Regions from separate parts of the Homo sapiens genome. Here all the other regions are linked to region 1. Evidence: read pairs that join two places in POLR2A ChIA-PET (ENCODE). Cell type or tissue: GM12878. All regions are shown on one strand. Links, peaks and the distances in the headings refer to the core of each region. The heading gives the core; the rest is flanking DNA.

Region 1 (5,857 bases), core at 772-4,771:
AGTCTTTTTCTTCTTTTTGAGATGGGGGTCTCACTATGTTGCCCAGGCTGGTCTCAAACTCCTGGATTCAAGCGATCCTCCAGCCTTGGCCTCCTACATAGCTGGACTATACATACACACCACCATACCCAGTGTGGACACTTATAACCGGGCTCAACTGTAAATCCCTAAGATATAGATTGAAGTCCTGTAGCTGTGAATGTGACCTTATTTGGAAATAGGGTCTTTGCAGATGTAATCAGGTTAAGATGAGGTCACTGGGGTGGGCCGTAATCCAATAGAACTGGTGTCTATATAAGAGGGAGATGGGCCGAGCATAGTGGCTCACTTCTGTAGTCTCAGCTATTGGGAGTCTGATGGGGGAGGAGCCTGGGAGATGGAGGCTGCAGTGAGCCGTGATTGCACCACTGCACATCAGCCTGAGCAACAGAGCGGGAACTTGTCTCCAAAAAAATAAATAAATAGTCTGGGGCTCGGTGGCTCACGCCTGTAATCCCAGCACTTTGGGAGGCCGAGGCGGGTGGATCACGAGGTCAGGAGATCGAGACCATCCTGGCTAACATGGTGAAACCCCGTCTCCACTAAAAAAAAATACAAAAAATTAGCCGGGCTTGGTGGCAGGCGCCTGTAGTCCCAGCTACTCGGGAGGCTGAGGCAGGAGAATGGAGTGAACCCAGGAGGTGGAGCTTGCAGTGAGCCGAGATCGCGCCACTGCACTCCAGCCTGGGCGACAGAGCAAGACTCTGTCTCAAAATAAATAAATAAATAAATAAATAAATAAATAAATAAATAAATAAAAATAACAGAGGGAAATGTGGATACCCATAAAAAGGAGAACGCCATACGAGGACGCAGACACAGAGGGAAAGTGGCTGTGACCTTGATTTTGTACTTCTAAGCCTCCGGAACTGTGGGACAATAAGTTTCTGTGTTTTAAGCCACCTGGTTTCTGGTACTTTGTTATAGCAGCCCTAGGAAACTAACACCAACATTTCGATTTCAAAGTGTTCACACGTCTTCTTCTTCTTCTTCTTCTCCAGATATTATCAGCCAAGCTAGAACACAAGGCAGCCCACCAACCCAGCACAGATTTGAACAGGCAGCTGAGGAGAGAGCCTGGGATGCCAGCTCTGAAGTGTTCACCGCTAGAAGTGTTCCCTTGTCAAAGAAAGAAGCCATCCCTTGTCAGTAGATGGTCAGGAGTTCAAGACCAGCCTGGGCAACATGGTGAAACCCCGTCTTTACAAAAAAATACAAACATTAGCCAGGCGTGGTGGCCTGTGCCTGTGGTCCCAGCTGCTTGGGAGGCTGAGGTGGGAGGATCACTTGAGCCTGGGAGGTCGAGGCTGCAGTGCCACAGTGCACTTCTACCATCACTTGTCACGGCTCATTGAACCCATGTGACCCTGATCCAAGCCAGGCAACCACAGTCTCTGTCCCAGAAACTTGGTGTGAAGTCAGAGACAGAGTCAGTTGGTGCCAGTATAAGGACTGGAAGGTTATGAAGGCTGGGACATGAGACCTTTGGGGTCAGCCATGAGGGTGCCAGCTGGAAATCAGTGACCGAGGGCAAGGGAAGGAACCCGATCAACAGAAGGGCAGAGGCAGGGCATACACAGTCCCTGATGGAAGGATAGACAGAGAGAGCAGCCACCTGGGAAACCCTGCTTACGCTGATGCCCATCCTGCCTCCTACAACTGAATTCCATGAAATGCTGTCATGGTTATTCTAAGTCCCCCTTGACTTCAGCAGCTTTAGTGGGCTTCTGGGCCTTGCAGCCAAACCAGCTGCCAGGCATCCAGCCCAAAGTAGGTCCTCAAAGTATCCTGCCCATCTGCCTTTTAGGGCTGGGATTCCTTACTTTTGCCCAGGAAAGGCATCTTGGGGTGACATCTGGGAAGCAAGGATCACTCAGAAAAGAGGGAAGGAGCTGGGGCTGGGATTCCAACAATTTCACTGTGGCAGCATGTATGGTCCAGCCCTATGGCGCCTTGTTGGTTTTCTCTTCATGTGCGGAGACGAGAGATTGTAGAAAAATAAGACACAAGACTAAGAGAGAGTATGACAGACAGCTGGGCCCAGGGGGCCACTACCACCAATGTGCAGAGTCCGGTAGTGGCCCCGTATGTCTGGATGCACTGCTATTTATTGTATACAAGGCAAGGGGGCAGGATAAGGAGAGTGAGTCATGTCAAGTGATTGATAAGGTCAAGCAAGTCACGTGTCCACCGGACAGGGGGCCCCTTCCCTTTGTGGTAGCTGAAGCAGAGGGAGGACATCATGCATCAGCCTTTTTTCTATGTGCTTATCAGAGATCAAAGACTTTAATACTTTCACTATTTCTGCTACTGCTATCTTCTAAGGACTTAAGAGGGGAACCAGGTATATAGGCAGAACATGAAAGTGAACGAGTGTGACCACCGAAGCACAGCACCACAGGGAGACGTTTAAGCCTCCGGATGTCTGTGGGTAGACTGGCTGATGTCCAACCTCCCACAAGAGGCTGGTGGAGCAGGTGTTCTCTAACTCTTCCAAGGAAAGGGAAACCCCCTTTCATGGTCCGCTAAGTAACAGGTGCCTTCCCAGGAACACAAGCCCACAAGCGGCCTTTATCCGGGCGTGACAGAGGGCTCACGCTCTTTTTTTTTTTTTTTTTTTTTTGAGACGAAGTCACTCTGTCGTCCAGGCTGGAGTGCAGTGGTGCGATCTCGGCTCACTGCAAGCTCTGCCTCCCGGGTTCATGCCATTCTCCTGCCTCAGCCTCTCGAGTAGCTGGGACTACAGGCGCCCGCCACCATACCCAGCTAATTTTTTGTATTTTTAGTAGAGATGGGGTTTCCCCGTGTTAGCCAGGATGGTCTCGATCTCCTAACCTCGTGATCCGCCTGCCTTGGCCTCCCAAAGTGCTGGGATTACAGGCGTGAGCCACCATGTCCGGCCTGACAGAGGGCTCACACTCTTATCTTCTGGTCACTTCTCACAATGTTCCTTCAGCTCCTGACTGTACTGGCTGGTTATTCCTCGGTTATAATAGTAAAGCACAGATTAATACTAAAACTAATGATTGATAATATCCATATATAATCATCTCTATATCCTATTTCTAGTATAACTTTTCTTATTCTATTTTCTTTATTATACTGGAACAGTTTGTGCCTTCAGTCTCTTGCTTCGGCACCTGGGTGGCTTTCCGCCCACAGCAGCAAGAGTCATTGTTAGTAATAAGTCTTAATACTGTACCATAAGGTTGCAACTTGTTTATTTTTTTGAGACAGAGTCTCACTCTGTCTCCCAGGCTGGAGTGCGGTGGTGCAATCTTGGCTCGCTGCAGCCTCAACCTCCCAGGCTCAAGCGATCCTCCCACCTCAGCCTCCCAAGTAGCTTGGGACCACAGGCACGAGCCACAACACTCAGCTAATTTTTGTACTTTTTGTAGAGACAGGGTTTCACTATGTAGCCTAGGCTGATCTCAAACTCCTGAGCTCAACTGATCCATTTGCCTTGGCCTCCCAAAGTGCTGGGATTACAGGTGTGAGCCACCGCACCTGGCTACATCTCATTTATTGAGTACTCGTTTATATCCTCTAGTGAACACCTAATATACATATCTTAATCCTCACAACAGCCTAGGAAGGAGGCTACTAATTGTGTCAATTTTATTTGCTGAGTCTTTAAAAAGGTTGAGTTGATTATCACAGCTGGTAGAGGGCTAGGATTTAAACTCAATCTGTCTGCATTTTCTGCTTTGCCACACTGCACTCCTGCCATAATTAGGATCCATCTTCCTAGGGTTGATTCCTCCAGCTGCTGTGGCCTAAAAAATGTGAGTTAATTGGTTACAGAGTAGGGATACCATGTTTGTACTCTAATTTTTTCAAGAGCTGAGTGGTCTCAAAGTGGTCTGAGGACAGCCACCAGTAGCACTTTCTGTTGCCCTCTGTTGTTCCAAGTTCATCTCCCTAACTAGACAGCATGCTCTTTGATGGAGGGCCTCTGCTATCTTGACTTTTTTTTTTTTTAGACTGAGTCTCACTCTGTTGCCAGGCTGGAGTGCAGTGACGCGATCTTGGCTCACTGCAACCTCTGCCTCCTGGGTTCAAGCGATTCTCCTGCCTCAGCCTCCCAAGTAGCTGGGACTACAGGTGCGTGCCACGACACCCAGCTAATTTTTGTATTTTTAGTAGAGACGGGGTTTCACCATGTTGGCCAGGATGGTCTCGATCTCTTGACCTCGTGATCCACCCACCTCGGCCTCCCAAAATGCTGGGATTATAGGAGTGAGCCACCGTGCCCGGCCGATTTTTTTTACTTTATCCTGAAAACCATGTGTAACGGCCTCTGGTTGCTATTGTTTTAGTGCTGACCAGCCCCTTTCCATCCCATTTCCTTCTGGAAACAGGCTGCCCTTGGTCCTTCAGCCATAGCCCTCCAGCCTGGGCAATCAGACTACCCAATAATGAGATGGTGCCAGACTGAGCAGGACCAGTCAGAATTCTTCTCTGGAGTTGATAGAAGGCTCTGGGGAAAATTCCACCAAGGCTGTAAGCTAGGAGCATGTGAATTCAGGGATGTCAGGGGGCAAGTTTCCCCCACCTGGAGTCAGACTGTTTACAGAGGAGGCCAAGCAGAGCCAAACAAAAACAAGACAGACTTGAAGAGAGCACGAGAGAGCAAGAGCAAGAGAGGAGAGAGAGACAGTGCGAGAAGAGAGGAGAGAGAATCAAGTATTAGTTCCAGTTCCTAAGGTCTGTTCAATTCTGCGAACAATCCAGGCATCCTTCTGGACTCTCTCAGAGTCCATTTACTTTCTGTTACGCACTTGGTCCCGTAATATGTCACCATGACAAGCACAGTATGATTCGACTGCTGGGGTTCAAGGGGTGGAGGACGAGCTGATCAGAAAGTTTCTGTCATGGTGACAGCAGCCCAATTTCATGCTGGAAATGAAGGCAGCTCCTGCTGCTCCATCCAGCATTTGAGGGGCCCCTCTCTCTGCCCTTTGGATGTAGATAGCCCATTCTACGCAGCCAGACCTTTGCATATGGCCTTCAGCTATACAGAAATCCAGATGGCAGTTCTTGGGACCCTTTTCCTCTCATCAATCCCACCTCAAGCATCTTCCGCCTCGCAGCTCTTAACCCTCCCTATCTATTCCAAGCTCTGCCAAGCCCCATTTTATCAGCCAGACAGGATTCTGTGTTCCGCCTGACACATCTCCTGACCCTAACCCATGCCACTGCCCTCCCTCTCCTCCTCCAACTGGGCCTTCCTCCCACCTAGGCCATCAGCACGTTTCTGGACGTTCTCACTTCGAAATTGCTCCTTTATTGGCTTCTTTCCCAGGCTTGTCCACAGGCCTAGAGCGTCCTCTGCCTAGGATCCCCAGGGCCTGAGAGGCCCTTCCAGAGGGGCTGACTAGAGAGGCGTGGCTAAGTCCAGGGGGTGCTGCTTTTGTGGGGCAGGCTGCCTCCCCACCCCGAGTGACTCCAGTTCAAGAAGCACCGTGGCATGGCTCGGGGTCCAGCGGGCCCAGCCCAGCTCCATAGTGAGGAGTGCATAAGGCCTTCTGAAGGTGGAGATGCCAGCCAGCCACATCTACAGAAGCCCCAGCTCACAAAGAATGGCACATCTTGATCCATTTTTATTTACAAAACAAACTCTAAATGTGTTTGTGTGTGTATGCATATGTGTATATATACACACAGACTTACATATGTATGTTTATATACATCTACATGTATATATACATCTACATTGTATATACATTTACCTTCTATATAAATGTTACATTTATAGACATATACATTTATATGTATATACACATATATATTTACCCATGTATCTATAATATAATGT
Region 2 (5,857 bases), core at 1,292-5,291, 270 kb after region 1:
ACTATTATATTAACTCATCTCTTAATTTGGCCATGTTTTTACAGTTCAGAAATAATATTTATACTGTGGCATCTTCTGATCTTCAAAAACTGCTTTTCTTTTTTATGAAGTATAAATTAAAGTAAATATGCTATGATAAAATCTCGCCTTTACCTAAAAGTGCTAGCAATTAGGACTACTCAGGATTATAGGCTCTAATATTTACCATTTCCCATCCAAAGATGGTATTATGTCCCAAGTCAATACATCATCAACAACTGAACAAAACAGAATAGAAATAATTATTTCTATTTTTGAGAGAATATTATTTGTTGGGAGAAATAAAAGTGAAGTGTTAGGGAAAAAAGACCTCTTCTAAAACACATCTATGCAAAAGGAGGTGTGATATAATACATAACACAGTTTTTTTCAGAAGCCACCCAAAAGAGAAGCCCATAGCTGTAATTCCTGAGTACCTCTACCTTTTCCAGGGACTATGAGCCAATCATTCTGAATCTGCGTTTCCAGAGCGTTCTAATTCCTAGGGTTGGCTTTCTTCTGGGCTTGTCTTACTTTTAGCCTACGTTTTAGTTTTTCTCTGTTAAGTTCGTTACCACTCATCCATTTGCTTGGCTGCTACCAAAATTTTGTTGCTATTGTTTCTCTTCTTTTTCTTTGTTCTTGTGAGTTTTTACTTTAAAAAAAAAAAAAAAAAGAAACCTCTTGGCTGTCATTTTAGTGGTGTTTCAGGACGAAACAGGCAAATGTGACTTAATATGCCATGCTATCTGTTACTTTCCTTTTCCCTAAGTCTCTAAATTGCAATTATCCTATTTGGAGATCTTTACTTTTGTATACTGTGTGTGTGAGTGTTTAAAATGCATCATTTGGTTCATGGTTTAATGGGTTAATGAATCACAAAAGGAGATACCCAGGCCTGGTCCAGATGACTGGGTATAAATTGGATACCCTGGACCTCGTCCCTTTCACAGGAGGTGGCTAAGACTCCTGGGAAAAGTGCGAGAGCGTCGGCAGTTGTACATGGATGGCTGCCTTATGTGAAGAAGGAAAATTCTGGACGTGGAAATGTGTACGGGAAGGCTTGTGTGTGTGCATGTGTGCACACAGCTATGTGCTAGGTAGGAAAACCATGGTCTGCTAACAGTCTCAGTTATTTTTCTTTCCCAGGATCTCTCTCTCTTCTTCTTCTTCTTTTTTTTTTAGAGACAGAGTCTCGCTATGTTGCTGAGGCTGGAGTGCAGTGGCTATTCACGGCATGATCATAGCTCACTGCAGCCTCAAATTCCTGGGATCAAGCGATCCTCCTACCTCAGCCTCCTCTCTCTCTTCTTTTCTTGGCAGTATACTCTTCTTTGGGGGAAATGCTTCTTCCTCTGCTCTGATGCCATAGGTCTAACGGGCATGGTCCCTCACATACACACAAGGATGGACAGCAACGCAATCCAGGACACAAGAATCCTTCCTTGCGTTTTTCTAATCCAAAGGAGGAAAAGCACAACCCCTGGAGGGGCAAGGCTGTAGGGAGGTGTGTGTCTGCAACCATCGGCAGCTTGGGAGCAGCTGTTCTGCAGTGGCGGGGAGCGAAGATGGCACACGGAGAGAGGCAGCTCGGAGAAGGAGGGCCGCCTGGGGGCATTCCAGCTGCTTTTGTGATCTGTGTACTCTTCTGCCCTTCCCTTTCTGCTTTTTGCCTTTGCTTTGTGGGTTTTGCCTTTTAAGGTTCGATTTTAATACTTGGAACTAAAGGAGACATAATATTAATATACCAACTGAACGCACAAAGCACAAAGTTGCATACTGAAGGCTTTTGTTACTTCCACAGTTCTATGAAATTCCCACAGAATTGTTAAGCTTTAAGTATCCATAAACACAGCTAAAGCTTTAGAAGACATTTAAAAATAAAAAAAATTAGCATCATTTTCCATATTTGTCTGAATATAAGTTGACTTAAAATAACAGAACAGTACGCAGCATAAGAACACAATTCACATTCTGAACCTTGGGGAAAAAGAGGTCTAGACGCGGGCCTCCTAGGAAATTGGACAGGGGAGGGGTATTTTAAGCCTATGTTTTAAAGCCTTGAAAAGTTTTTTCTTGTTTGCTTTTAAATGTACTATGTGGACGCTTTTAAAAGAAAGTAAATTTCAAGGAAGTATTTAGCCTAAGGCAGACAAAATTTCTTTTCAGTTATAAGATATCAATTTAGGGATATTAAAAGATTATTAGGGAGGGCAAATCCCTACAGTAGAACCTCTCGGGAACATAATTTATGGTTATCTCACATGACAGTCATCATCTCTGCCATTTATAAGGTCTTCTGTGAAAAGTAAAGCTTACATTCAGATCATCTTTTATTTGGACTAACAGCATTACTTTTGGCCACTGTGATTATCACTATTTTTATATGCACTGCCTATTAAAAAGGTAGGAACTAGAGCACTTAAAATTTTTCCTGCATTTTTATCACTGTGCATGTTGTTGTCTCATTCAGTGATTGACGTCTTAGGATGAGTTCTAAAAGAAACCTCTTATTCTGGAGAGTAGCTGCTCTATCTCCGCGAGCATTCCTGTCTGGGCAGAGTAAGGCTCTGTGGCTGGCAAGACGTGCTGGGCTCCTGGCTTCCGTTAGACTCTCTGGCCACACAGGTCTGTCCACATTCAGAGGAGGGAAGAAAAGCTGAGGAGTCATTAAGGAAACAAGTAGAATACTACCTGGAAATTTATACTATTTGATTACTGGGGCCATGAAAAGCCAAGTCTATGAATTAGGTAATTAGTATCCACATGGTATATCACAATCTCATACTGAATATAAATGGAATCCCCTAAAATCCTGGGGGCTGTAATGGTAGGGTAGGAGCATTTTGTTCCTATGGAGCCGCTACTCAAGTAATTGTGCTTCTTAATCAATCGGAGCTCAACCTTCTTCTCTGGTCTGCCCTCTGGCTGCCTTTGGTCTGCTGGTCAGCCCTTGCAAAGTTTACGATAACCACCTCTAGGGTGGGCTAATTCCACCAGAAAGAGTGGCTAAACACTGACTTTAAGATGAAATCTTAATCCAGGCTATAGATTATCTGAAGCAGCTTTCAAAAATGACAGGTATCATTTTGTGACTGGCAATCACAGCTGGCTACTTACAATAAAGCCTGCAGGTGTAACACAGCAAGCCTGAGGGGTAGGCCTCTACAGAGGTGGCTATGATTATTACTGCTCCCTTCTTTTAGTTTTTTCAAGCAATAAAACACTGTCCAGAAAGCCATGCTCCTTCTAATAGCCTCTAGCAGCCACATTCAGCTGTGGTCGCCCTCATGTACTCGGGTGACTTAGCGTGACAGAACTAGTAAATGATGAGAAGAATTCAGATGGGAAATGCTACTGAATGAGATGGTATTCTTATAATTAACAGGAAAACTATGACCTGAATTCTTTGAATCGGCCACCTTATCTGCCTGGTTTTGAAACGGAAACATCTTTGATCTGGAGTCTGGGTTTGAATGCTATGGGTGTTAAACATAAAAAACTGAAGTCCAAGGACAGCAAGGGTTATCGTAATATCTAGGTAGGTGGGACAGGCTTAATTGCTTTGTATTCGTCCATAAAAATTCCTTTCCTGCTTGAGAGGGCATTGCTGGTAAATTATTCTGTCTCTTCCTCACTTATTCTCACATTCCAGTTTATTTCCTAAGTCATAAAAATAATACATTAAATTCTCACATAAACCCCAAAAGGTAGATATTATTTTTGTCCCCATTTTAGAGATAAAAAATTGAAAACAAGGCCAGGTATGGTGGCTCGTGCCCGTAATCCAGCACTTTGGGAGTCTGAGGCAGTTGGATCACTTGAGATCAGGAGTTTGAGACCAGCTTGGCCAACATGGTGAAACCCAATCTCTACTGAAAAAAAAAAATACAAAAATTAGCTAGGTATGGTGGCAGGTGCCTGTAATTCCAGCTAGTCGGGAGGCTGAGGCAGGAGAATCGCTTGAACCTGGGAGGTGGAGGTTGCAGTGAGCTAAGATTGGGCCACTGCACTCCAGCCTGGGTGACAGACAGAGACAGTGTCTCCAAATTTAAAAAAAAAAAAAAAATGAAGACAAGAACATTTCAAGGTAAGCAAAGAGCCAGATTCCAACTCAGAAAGAGTCTGGCTCAAGAGTCCATGCTCTGGTGCCCTGTACCACTCAGCTCTGTCCAGAAGCAGTGGCCTGACTCTCTTGCTGCTGGAAAGTGCCCTAGCAAGGCTAAAGGCAAGTACTCTTACCTGGTCAGGTCCTGAGTCTCCATGCGGGTAATGTGTTATCAGGCCACTCTGATTTATTAAGTCCCTAACTTCTCTCTTCAGGGTAGTCCTACACTTTACTCGTTAGCTTCCTTGTCAGGCTATTGCCCAAACTTGCTTGATGATAAGAATCAGCTGGAATAAAAATGTAGCTTCTCAAGATCCTATCTTCAGAAATTCCAGTTCACTGGGTCTGATGTTGTCCCAGAAATCTGTTTTCAACAAGTGACCCAGGTGATTCTTCTCATCAGTCAGGTTTGATAAACACTGACGTAGGAGTTTTAGCCAATGGGAACAAACATCATTGTCTTAAGCACTATGTATTATATAGTCAAAATTTCTATAGCATTTCTATAGCTGAATTAATCCAAAGCAATCGGTACATATGGCACAAAATGTATTTTTTTCCAGGAAGGACTAGGGGGTGGGCTGGAATGTCTTTGTGGTTTTCTTGTTTCTGAGTGATGACTGTTAGAAAGAATTCTTTAATGGCCATGCCCTTGAGGGAGTTTTTGCATTGCTCTGGGTCATGGAACAGCTTATACCAAATAGAAAGCCATTTTATATAGTTCTTTTAAGTCCTGCCTGAGAGAATTTTTGGAGAAGAGCAAATTAAATAAAGAGGAGAAAGAAGTACACAGTTCTCATTCCTTGAAGGCCCCTAAAGCAAACTCCTTGCATAACCAAAAGAGAGAGACTCAGGCTTTCCAACTTAAATGTTTATAAATCATACACAGAATGATTCAGGAGAAAATTTTATAAGGGATTAATTCAATTTACACAGTCTAATCAAAGAGCAAAAATGATCTTTGACAAAGAATTCAAAGGCAAAACTGTTGAAACTCACGACTACCAAAATATTGTTTAAGGTTAAAAAAACGGATCTGAAACGTGCCTAATCTGCTCTGACACTGCCACCACTGCTTGTCACAAATGAAGTTTCCACCTGAGGCACCACTGAAAGCCAAACTTCAGTTGCTATATTTGTGAGTCGGTGGGGGAAAAAAGGAAAATAAAAAGTAGAAATTAAGACTAAAAGACGGTCAAAGGAAGAGAAAGCAAACCAGTCCTTTCTGCCCTGTGGAACAACCTGCTTTTCAGGCCTCATTTCTGGCAGGGGCATCGCAAATCAGTAGCAGAGGCCAACACCCAAGTCGAAGGCACAAGACATACGTACCTCTTGGTGGGAGTGGGCACTCCAGAGGACATGTGGCTAACCATGGTGTCATTCATATTAGTCAGAGGGCGAGGAGGACTGAAAGAAAAGACATTTACCTTATATTAATAATGACCAACTAGGGGAAACAAGGGAAACGACGATAAGCATGGTAAGAGCAAAGGGACCAATCATCATTCGCGGTAAGCACAGACGGACCCATGGGGAGGGGGGGGACCCATGGGGAAGGGGAGGCCCATGGGGAGGTGGGGACCCATGGAGGGGGGGAACCCTTGGGGAGGGGGGTAGAAATCGATACTTCAAGCCTAAGTAAATTCAGCAAGAGGTTCTCCCTCACAAAGCCACAGGGCCACTGAGCTGTGGGTACCAGAGATGCAACTGATTATAAGCACACTACTGCAG
Region 3 (5,857 bases), core at 1,292-5,291, 1.1 Mb after region 1:
TTTTGATCTTTAAACAAACAAACAAATAAATAGAGTTCATACCCAGATCTTGGTTTCTAAATAGCAGTCTTCAATACAAAGAACCAGAGCTCCTTTGAAGAATGATTAGGGCTGAGCCAGAGAAAAGACAGGATGAGCAAGGAGAACTTGTAGTGCCGGAAAGCAAAGAAGTACTTAAAAAAAAGAGGGGTTCAGGGGGTCATGTCAAAAAGACACAGGTCTGACCTGCAGGAGCTACCGGTCACCAAAACTGCAATGATTTGAGCAATAAAATAAATTGCAATAGTATTGGAACATAACCCAAAGAATAAAACAAATGCCTACGAGTCTAATCTGATATAAATAAGTGAATAAATAAATACACATTGGGAGGCCAAGGTGAATGGATCGCTTGAGGTCAGGAGTTCGAGACCAGCCTGGCCAACATGGTGAAACCCCTTCTCTACTAAAAATACAAAAATTAGCTGGATTTGGTGGCAGGCGCCTATAATCCCAGCTACTCAGGAGGCTGAGGCAGGAGAATCGATTGAACCCGGGAGGCAGAGGTTGCGGTGAGCCGACATCGTGCCACTGCACTCCAGCCTGGGCAACAGAGTGAGACTCTGTCTCAAAAAAAAAAAAAAAAAAGAGTAAATAAATGAGAAAGAATGAACAAGTCTTCCTTACAGAAGAATTTTGATTAATAAATATAGGAGGACTGTGTACAGTGGTTCACACATGTAATCCCAGCACTTTGGGAGGCTGAGGTAGGAGGATTGCTTGAGGCCAGGAGTTCGAGACCGGCATGGACAAAGTGAGACTCCATCTCTGCAAAAACTAAAAATGAAAAATTAGCTGGGTGTGGTAGCAGACACCGGTAGTCCTACCTACAAGGGAGGCCGAAGTGGGAAGATTGCTTGAGCCCATGAGTTTGAGGCTGCAGTGACCTGTGATTGCACCACTGCATTCCAGTCTGAGTGACAGAGTGAGACCCTATCTCAAAAAATAAAAATAAATAAAGAATGAGAAAAATAACCATTAGAATACCACATAATACTTGCTGCGAGATCTACAAATGAATGCTAAAATTAGGTGAAATGCTAAGAAGAAACAGAATATTTGCATAGTCTCAGAGAATCTCCCCCAAAATATTTATCAATTACTATGATGATTTCGACATACGTCCGCAAAGTCTGTGTTATTCCTGCCACTGGAAGGTGGAACTTAATTCTCCCCTCAGAATGTGGGCTAGACTTAGTGACTCACTTCTAACAAATTGAGATAAGAAAGGAAAAAATAGTAACTTTATAGTGGAGTAAACTGGCAGACATCACTTGACCCAAATCATCACTTTAACATCACTGGTAGTAAGTCATGTTGATATCATGTGCCCCCTGATACGAAGCTAAGAGAAATACAGTTTACCTCTGTGATATTCTTCCCCTAAATCCATAACCCCAGTCTTCAAAAGTGTCAAGGTCATGAAAGACAAGGAAGACTGAGAAACTGTCACAAATTGGAGGAGACTGAGGAGGCATGACAACTAAATGCAACATGGTATCTTGGATTGAATCTTGGAACAGAAAAAGGACATTAGTGGAACAACTGGTGAGACTCAGATAGGTAGTAGCTTAGTGAATAGTATTGTGCCAATGTTCATTTCTTAGTTTTAATAAGTATATCATGGTTATGTAAGATGTCAGTATTAGAAAAAGCAGGGGAAGGCTGGGCGCGGTGACTCACGTCTGTAATCCCAGCACTTTGGGAGGCCAAGGCGGGCAAATCACCTGAGGTCAGGAGTTCAGGACCAGCGTGGCCAACATGGTGAAATCCCATCTCTACTAAAAATACAAAAAAATCAGCTGGGCGTGGTGGTGGGTGCCCGTAATCCCAGCTATTCGGGAAGCTGAGGCAGGAGAATTGCTTGAACCCTGGAGGTGGAGGTTGCAGTGAGCTGAGATTGCGCCATTGCACTTCAGCCTGGGCAACAAGAGCGAACCTCCGTCTTAAAAAAAAAAAAAAAACAGCAGGGGGAAAGAGGAACTCTGCTCTCTTTTTCCAATTCTTATTTATGTATTTACACAGGGTCTTGCTCTGCTGCCCAGACTGGAGTGCAGTGGTGTGATCCTAGCAGCCTCAAATTCATGGCCTTAAGCAGTCTTCTCACCTCAGCCTCCCAAGTAGCTAGGACTACAGATCCATGCCACCACGCCTGGCTAATTTTTAATATTTTTTGTAAGAGACAAGGTCTTGCTTGCTCTGTTACCCAGGCTGGTCTTGAACTCCTGGCCTCAAGTAGTCATATCACCTCAGCCTCCCAAAATGTTGGGATTCTAGGTGTGAGCCACCATGCTTGGCCTCTTTCCAATTCTTTGGTAAATCTCAAGTTACTTAAAAGCAAAAAGTTTCTTCAAAAGTCCTAATACATCACCTGTAGCCCTGTAGGCATTACAAAATAAATAAATAATATACTTTTAAAATAAAATGTTTAAAGGAAAAGAGACCTCAAAGGTGGGGCTTCACTTTAAAGAAAATTTAGCATATGTTATACTGAACATTAAGGTGTTGGACAACATTTTTGTTCGATTCTTAGCAAGCTCAGGAGGAGTTAAGGCTTGCTAGACTTTTAAGGATGACAAATAGCGAAGTCACACTATTTCTTCATTTGAAATGATGGACTGCCTTGGATAGTAAAGTTAAGTGTGTTTGTAGCAGCATGTGTTTGATGATCTCTGGGTATTTCAAATAGAATGAAAATTTTTCATTGAAGCTCTAGGGTTTTGGTTTAAATTACTGGTTTTCGTTCCCCAGATATAAAGACCTGATGCCACATGATTTGGCTAGAGCAGCGCTTACGTAAGTAAATGCAGTTTCATTTCCGTTCTTATTTCATTAAAGGCACTTTCTCCAGTTTTTACACATAAAATAGCAATTTGTTCTTATTTTAGCCATCTGTACTATACAAATTTAAGCAGCTTATGAATATTGTCAATCTTTATTTTGCAGGCCTAACAGTGTCTTAGCCTGACAGTATACTTTAATGCTACCTTAGCTAGCCACAGGACTCGATTGATCAGCCTAAACACAATACATATATTTGATGATTGCCTTAGGAACTTGTATAAGGGTAGCTGAACAGATTATGTAGATATTTACCTAGAAAGAAGCCTAAAAGACACCTGAAGATTCATGTGCAAACCAAGTAAAAATGTAAAATTAGATGTAGTTAAATAAGATTAGGCTGGATGAATAATTTGGTTGAGAATCATTAAATGTGTTGCTGTTTCATAACATGTAAGGCATTATCTCTTCATTTTCCACTGACACTTTGCCTTTGTGTCTTCAACCAGCCACAGTTCTTTCTTAGTTTGGAGAAACCCTTCAGTTGACCTTTCTGTCCATTCTAACTCTATGTTTGTTTTTTTTTTCTTCCTGCAATACCTCAAGCATGAGTGAAAGAGCAGTTGTTTCTGTTTCCTTATTATTAGTTTCCTCTGTCTAATTGTATAATCATTATTTCCATTTTCCCTTTGTTTTACAGAAACCATACTTTAGAATCTTCTCTTAATAATGGTTTTATGATTGCTCAATGTACTGATCCTTTCTCAGTCCTCTGTCTCTGTACTTTATAGCACTTGACACTGTAAGCTATAATCACCTCTCTTCTGTTGACTTCTTAGTAATATGCCTTTATGATTTTTCTTTTTCTTCTGTATCCTGACTGATTCTTCTGTAGCTTTTTTTTTTTTTTTTTTGAGACGGAGTCTCGCTCTGTCACCCAGGCTGGAGTGCAGTGGCGTGATTTCGGCTCACTGCAAGCTCTGCCTGCCGGGTTCACGCCATTCTCCTGCCTCAGCCTCCCGAGTACCTGGGACTACAGGCGCCTGCCACCATGCCCGGCTAATTTTTTTTTTCTTTTTTTTTTTTGTATTTTTAGTAGAGACGGGGTTTCACTGTGTTAGCCAGGATGGTGTCGATCTCCTGACCTCGTGATCCGCCCTCCTCGGCCTCCCAAAGTGCTGGGCTTACAGGTGTGAGCCACTGCGCCCGGCCGATTCTTCTCTAGCTTAAAAAAAAAAAACTGGGCCAAGCACGGTGGCTCACTCCTGTAATCCCAGCACTTTGGGAGGCTGAGGTGGGCAGATCACCTGAGGTCGGGAGTTCAAGACCAGCCTGACCAACATGGAGAAACCCCATCTCTACTAAAAATACAAAATTAGCTGGGCGTAGTAGCACATGCCTGTAATGCCAGCTACTTGGAAGGCTGAGGCAGGAGAATCCCTTGAACCTGGGAGGCAGAGGTTGCAGTGAGCCGAGATCACGCCATTGCACTCCAGCCTGGGCAACAAGAGCAAAACTCCGTCTCAAAAAATAAAAATAAAAAACCACACACACACACAACTGGATCTCTCCCTCTTTCTCTTTTTGAAAGGTGTTTTGCAAGTTTCATTCCTTAGAGCTTTGCATTTCTCTGTATGCATATTTTCCTTTAAAAATCTCATCTACTAGCTAGGCATGGTGTCTTACACCTATAATCCCAGCACTTTAGGAAACCAAGGCAGGAGGATCAAGGTAGGAGGATCTTTTGAGCCCAGGAGTTTGAGACCAGCCTAAGCAACATAGTAAGACTCCATCTCTACAAAAAAAAATTTTAAAAATTAGCCAACCAAGAGAATTCAGCTCAGGAGTTGAAGGTTGCAGTGAGCTATGATTCCACTACTAGACTCCAGGCAGGGCAATCGAGCAAGACTTTGTCTCAAAAAAAAAATTTTTTTTAAATTTTTAATTTATTTTTTTCTGTATGGAGTCTCACTCTGTCCAAGGCTGGAGTGCAGTTGCTTGATCATAGCTCACTGCAACCTCGAAGCCTCCCAGGTAACTGGGACTATAGGCGTAAGCCAATGTTTCTAACCCTCTTTTTAGTTTTTTTAATTGATAAAAAACTACAGATTTTACAGATTTTTATTTATTTATTTCATTGTAGCCAAGTTTAGTCATTACTCATTTTGAAGCTCAGCTTATTCCACATTTTATCTGGCACTCCTTCAAGTTGGCTCCTGTGTGCCTTTTGTTTTTTAGTATAATGCTGGTTGTTGATATATAATTTGCATGCAATAAAGTGCACAGATTTTAAGTGTATAGTTTGATGAGTTTTGACAAATGTATATACCCCGTGTTCCTGTTTTTGATATGGTCCCATTTGTCTTTTTTTTTTTTTTTTGACACAGAGTTTCGCTCTTGTTGCGCAAATTGGAGTGCAGTGGCACGATCTCGGCTCACTGCAGCCTCCGCCTCCCAGGTTCAAGCAATTCTCCTGCCTCAGCCTTCCGAGTAGCTGGAATTACAGGCACATGCCACCAGTCTTGGCTAATTTTTTTTGTATTTTTAGTAGAGACGGGGTTTTGCTGTGTTAGCCAGGCTGGTCTCGAACTCCTGTCCTCAAGTGATCCGCCTGCCTCGGCCTCCCAAAGTGCTAGGATTACAGGCTTAAACCACTGTGCCCGGCTGATATGGTCCCATTTGTCTTTGAGTGCTTCCTTACTTTTGGCACAAAAAAGATGGAAATTCACTTTGTACTTTCTTCTGGACCTGGTATCAGTCATTTCTTAAAAAACCTTTTGTCCTTTTAATGGGGAATGGCATTTAGAAACCAAATCTGGGGCCGGGTATAGTGGCTTACACCTATAATCCCAGCACTTTGGGAGGCCAAGGCTGGTGGATCACTTGCAGTCAGGAGTCCGAGACCAGCCTGGCTAACATGGTGAACCCTGTTTCTACTAAAAATACAAAAATAAGCCAGGCATCATGGCAGGCGCTTGTAGCCCCAGCTACTCAGGAGGCTGAGGTGAGAGAACCACTTAAACCCAGGAGGTGGAGG

The links. Peaks named below come from ENCODE experiments on the same cell type or tissue, not always from the same donor. Only the 100,000 strongest peaks of a DNase experiment are listed, where the experiment ranks them.
Region 2: POLR2A ChIA-PET joins it to region 1 with 5 read pairs; 2 of 35 experiments call an interaction of 5 or more read pairs at or near these places.
Region 3: POLR2A ChIA-PET joins it to region 1 with 5 read pairs; 1 of 35 experiments calls an interaction of 5 or more read pairs at or near these places.

Annotation. Positions count from the first base shown.
Region 1 is chr2:25,207,934-25,213,790 of GRCh38, forward strand. It overlaps LINC01381 (long intergenic non-protein coding RNA 1381), which reads left to right. Exons shown (of 2, transcript NR_132378.1): 2 at 1,041-1,269. Among named protein-coding and RNA genes, the nearest start is that of LINC01381, 6.5 kb to the left of the region's middle. In GM12878, for the core only: no CTCF peak of the experiment used is centred there; a DNase peak (open chromatin) is centred at 2,438; H3K27ac peaks cover 1,344 bases.
Region 2 is chr2:25,477,341-25,483,197 of GRCh38, forward strand. It overlaps DTNB (dystrobrevin beta), which reads right to left. Exons shown (of 21, transcript NM_021907.5): 10 at 5,456-5,533. Among named protein-coding and RNA genes, the nearest start is that of DTNB-AS1, 59 kb to the left of the region's middle. In GM12878, for the core only: no CTCF peak of the experiment used is centred there; no DNase peak of the experiment used is centred there.
Region 3 is chr2:26,267,163-26,273,019 of GRCh38, forward strand. It overlaps HADHB (hydroxyacyl-CoA dehydrogenase trifunctional multienzyme complex subunit beta), which reads left to right. Exons shown (of 16, transcript NM_000183.3): 5 at 2,791-2,835. Among named protein-coding and RNA genes, the nearest start is that of HADHB, 25 kb to the left of the region's middle. In GM12878, for the core only: no CTCF peak of the experiment used is centred there; a DNase peak (open chromatin) is centred at 2,829; H3K27ac peaks cover 1,053 bases.